2 separate regions of the Homo sapiens genome follow, and region 2 is linked to region 1. The links are chromatin loops, found by intact Hi-C in ENCODE. Cell type or tissue: IMR-90. All regions are shown on one strand.

The links. Hi-C counts contacts between places; a loop is a spot of excess contacts. Peaks named below come from ENCODE experiments on the same cell type or tissue, not always from the same donor. Only the 100,000 strongest peaks of a DNase experiment are listed, where the experiment ranks them.
Region 2: a loop joins it to region 1, with 9 times the contacts of the local background. A loop is called at or near these places in 1 of 110 quality-filtered maps.

Annotation. Positions count from the first base shown.
Region 1 is chr2:54,569,844-54,572,343 of GRCh38, reverse strand. The region is part of intron 2 of SPTBN1 (spectrin beta, non-erythrocytic 1); the gene reads right to left. Among named protein-coding and RNA genes, the nearest start is that of SPTBN1-AS1, 12 kb to the right of the region's middle. In IMR-90, no CTCF peak of the experiment used is centred here; a DNase peak (open chromatin) is centred at 1,233; H3K27ac peaks cover 637 bases.
Region 2 is chr2:54,175,724-54,178,223 of GRCh38, reverse strand. All of the region lies in intron 3 of ACYP2 (acylphosphatase 2), which reads right to left. Among named protein-coding and RNA genes, the nearest start is that of ACYP2, 61 kb to the right of the region's middle. In IMR-90, a CTCF peak has its summit at 1,452 (motif pointing left); no DNase peak of the experiment used is centred here.

The sequences.
Region 1 (2,500 bases):
ATTTCAATTTCCCAGGGTACATTTTTAACATTTTTTTGCTATGTAACCTGATTACATTAGTGTAAATGCATCTTAAAACTTTATCCTGGTCCAAATATTCTTGCCCCATCTCATTCAAAAGAAAGGGGGGAAAAAGACAATGTGATGTCTAATTTCTAGGGGAACTGTTTCTGTCTCCCTAAGTACCTTAGTACCGTGGCTTCCCTCTCCTCTCCTCTTCTCCTCACCAAAGTTTAGTAAATTCCCCAGCACCCAGCAGAGTCCTAGGGAGTATGTGAGAGTCCAACCACAAGAGTTCCCTAAATTTGAGCTTTAAGGGGATGAGGGGAGGTTGTCACTAGGGTCATATTAAACTTCATTTTATCAAAAAAAGTAGATAGGCCCAGCCTAAGCCCTTCCTGGAGTTTTAGTTTAGCCACATCATGGACAAAATTATTTTCATGATGTATTCTTTCATTCAAGACATCATTTATTAAGTGGCTCTTTTCTCAGGGAAGAGGCCCCTGGAAGGAAAACCAGCTAAATCACTTTAAAACATATGCATTACTGCTTATATTACTTTACCTACTCATTCATCCCTTTATTCATGAAACATTTATTTGTATGCCATCCCTAAGAAGGAATACAGAGATACACGCAAACACACTAACACACTATCCTCCTGGGAGTTCACAAATACCCACTGAGTATCAGGTACACAGTAATAGGCAGCCAGCTTCCAGAAGCCCTTTATTTATAGATATGTGTGTGTGTGTGTGTGTGTGTGTATGTGTGTGTGTGTGTGTGTGTGTGTGTGTACATACAATTAGGGAACAGTAATAGGTATCTTCATATATAACTGGGGGACTCACCACCCAGTGTGCCTGGGACTGAGGAAGATTCCCCGGATGTGGAATGTTTGGCACTAAAACCGGAAAACTCCCTGGCAAACGGTGAACTCGTCATCCTCTTAATACAATTATAACATACCTAATTAGGCTTTACAATCACCCCAAGGGCTATTTATTCTTTCCCCCTGAAGAAAATGAGGCTCAGTGAAGTCACTGGTAGAGCTAGGATTTGACTGTTGGTTTATGCAAATCCACGGCCCATGTGTTTCCCACCACCCTTGTTTCTGAAATGAGAGAGAAAACGTCCCACAGCCCTTGACAGGCACGCCAAACCACCACTACAATGTTCTGAGCCACTTCCCTTCCACTGCTCTCCTGACCACCCCCACCACTCTTCACCGCAGACTTCCCACAGCCAGGATTTCATCTGCTTGGCAGTTGTTTGCAGATAGTGTGTAATCTCTCTGTCATTGCAAGACTGAATTGTACAGCAAGTCGTTTAAACCTTTATAGGAATAAACGTCTCCCTCAACAGAAATCAGGGCACCATTTTCAAGCACAAGAAACACACTTTGCACTAGACTTTATTCACATCTCAAATACTATACACTCAAGCTAGCAATCTATAGGAACTCACTGGGATTTAAGAGTTCAACAGACTAGACTTTCAAAGACACGGTAAACTTTAAAGCAGGCCTTCAAAGAATAAAGATAAAAATAAAATAGACCTTCGAAATTTATCTTACTTAAGAAACATAATTCAAAATGTTAAGGTCACATTCCAACAGAATGTTTGGTCTTCTACAATCTTAGCTGTAACCACTGTTGGCACGCCAATTCCACCAAAATCATGTCTATGGTTTGTAGAGAGTTTCAGGCAACATGCACACACACACCTGCAACCAGTCAGTGCTTAAAACAATAGCTCTCACTCCAAAATTCTATCACAGTTGCACTCTTGGTGGAGGGAGGGGGATTCAGCCAAATAAAGATACCACCTATGTAATTTCCTTGCCACCAGCGTAGAACAGAGCCTCCAGACTTTGTATTTATGTTTTGCTCACATTCTTCATGAATAAAGCGTGCCTCAGTGATCCTCAAATTAACTTTCCACTTGCATAATTTCAGCATTAAAAAGGGACTTTAAGGCCAGATCTTTCACAAGGCCTTTGTGAAACCAAATATAGGCCAGCCTGTGTCTCCATGCTACTGTGATTACTGTATTTGCTACTTAAAGGTCTTGTGCCTCTTGAAAATGGGGTTGGGGGAGAGAGAAAGGCTAAGAAGGGCCTTTCAAAGGCAAACACAGTAGAGGCATTCAACACACCCATGGGGGGCAGTTAATATGAGTCTGGCTACAGGAGCGCTCTCTGACAAAGGCGGCTCTCTGACCAAGTGCTGGATGCTCGCTGGCTGCAGCAATAGCTGCTCCAGAGGCTTTTATGAACTTGAGAGAGGAACCAGCATTGTGACCTTCAAACTACATCAAAAGTCACCAGGCCCAAGTGACTGAACCTTCTAATCTTTCTAAAGGGGGGGGGGAATGGTTTCAGTTGGGTGCATTTTCAGGCAAACTAAACACTCTCCCAACATGCTAAAGGAAACCACACCCAGAACAGGTTTGGGGGTGGGGGTGGGAGTTGAGGCACTCAAGTTTACAAGGCTCACCC
Region 2 (2,500 bases), 390 kb after region 1:
ATAGGGAATTAAAGAAATCCTTTTAAGTCTACATGATGAAATTATACATGGCCAATAAAAATCATGTTTTAGAAGAATCATTAAGAAGTAGAAGGCTCAAGACCAGCCTGGCCAACATGATGAAACCATGTCTCTAGCAAAAATATAAAAAATTAGCCGGATGTGATGGCAAGCACCTTTAATCCCAGCTACTCTGGAGGCTAAGGCAGGAGAATTGCTTGAATCTGGGAGGTAGAGTTTGCAGTGAGCCGAGATGGCGCCACTGCACTCTAGCCTGGGTAACAGGGCGAGACTCCATCTCAAAAAAAAAAAAAAAAATAAAGAAAGAAAGAAAAGAAACAGGAGGCCGGACACGGTGGCTCACACCTGTAATCCCAGCACTCTGGGAGGCCGAGTGGGGGCGAATCATCTGAGGTCAGGAGTTCGAGACCAGCCTGGCCAACATGGTAAAACCCTGTCTCTACTAAAAATACAAAAAATTATCTGGGCATGGTGGTGCGTGCCTGTAGTCCCAGCTACTTGGGAGGCTGAGACACAAACATCACTTGAACCTGGGAGGCACAGGTTGCAGTGAGCCGAGATCGTGCCACTACACTCCAGCCTGGGTGACAGAGTGAGACTCCGTTTCCAGAAAAAAAAAAAAAAAATAGTAGGTATCAGTCCTGGTCCTGCCAGGAAATAGATGGCATACTCAAACGGAGTGATTGAGAAGACTGACTAATTGCAAGGTGTGGGCAAGGATAAGAAACCAGGGAGCTGATGAAGCACCCCAGGGCTGGCAGCACTAGGGAGCTATTTCCATTCCTAGGCATGAAAGGGCCAGAGGAAGTAACTACCAGCAAAACACTAACACCTGTAGCTCTAGGAGAAGACCTCACACCATGAGCTGTGGATTTAGTAGAAGAATGATGCCTCTTCCAACACACAGCCTGGTGACGAGGGATATCCCAGTCTCTGTCCTCCCACCATCTGATCTCCTATCAGTGCCTTCCACTGGCAGCATTCAACTGGAAGGTAGAGGGCAAAGGAGCTCATTAATGTATCCCATCGTGGTCAGCCTCCCAGAACAGAGGTGGATGGAGGGCAGGAGAATGTGTCTGGAAAGGCAAATGGAGACTACCCAGCAAAATATTTAGTGAAAAACAAAGTATTATAATCCCAAATCTCTAAATCTGTATATGTCATAGGTCAGGTTCCCTAGCACAAAGATTCTGAGATTTGCATGCGGGTTTGTTGTGAAGTGCCCTTGGGAAGAGTGCCTGTGAAAGGAGAGGGAAGCTGGATTGACAGAGGGAGAGGTGAACTGTAATGCAGTTGCAACAGAGACCTTGGCCACTTCTACATCGAGCTCTAGAGCTAGGATGGCCCTTCAGAGTTGTCCAAACTGAATAAAGCAAGAAGACTAGACTTTGGTACCCTCTCAACAACAGATTCTTGGATGCAGGCTGCCCCCCTGAGGCCAAGGTCAATTCCTGGATAGAACCATTAGCAGCTAACACTCCAGGCACTGAGCAACTAAGCATGTCATCGTGAAGGTAGAGGTGGGGATGAGGCTGAGGGAAGCATGCTACAACATCCACTAAGATGTCAGTTAACACATGACTGACTCTGGGTGATAGAATTACACATAAGATTTTTCCTGCCTTAACAAAACTAATTTTCTGTTGTTCCAAGTGTTCTAAAACAAGTATTATATTAGAATACAGAGCAATTCAGGTGTTACAACAGACTTAAATAGTGTATTCCTCTGTCCTACAAAAGTTCAGACAGCAGTCCACAGCTGGTATGACAGCTCAACAACCATCAGAGACACTTGGTCGTTCTATTTGGTTGCTCTGCCACCTTCAATGTATGGCTTCCATCTCACAGTTCAAGATGGCTGCTCCAATTCCTGTCTTCACATTCTGGCAAGAAAGGGGAAAGAAAATAGTGGAGGGCACACCCTTTCCCTTTAAGGGCATAACCGAGACAATGCATGCATTATTTTCATTCACATCTCATTGGTGGCCATACAAGCTTCAAACAGGCTAAGAAATACGGTCCTTATGCTAGGGGGATGTCTTAGTCAGTTTGGGCTACTAAACAAAATACCTTAGACTGGGTACTTTATATAAACAACAGAAACATATTGCTCACAATTCTGGGTGCCAGGAATTCCAAGATTGAGGCACCAATAGATTCAGTGCCTGATAAGGGCCTGTTCCTCATGGATGGTGCCTTCAATGTATCCTCACATGGTAAAGGGGGTGTGAGAGCTCTCCAAGGCCTATTATAAGGGTGCTAACCCCATTTGTGAGAGCTCTGCCCTTATGATCTGATCATCTACCAAAAGGCCCCACTCCCTAATACCATCACACTGGGGAACGGATTTCAACATATGATTTTGGAGGGATACAAACATTCAGACCATAGTAGGGACCATGTGTACAGCGCAAGTTCAGGGTTTCTATTACTAAAGAAAAAAGGGGACAGATGCATGCTGGGAAATAACTGGCAGTTT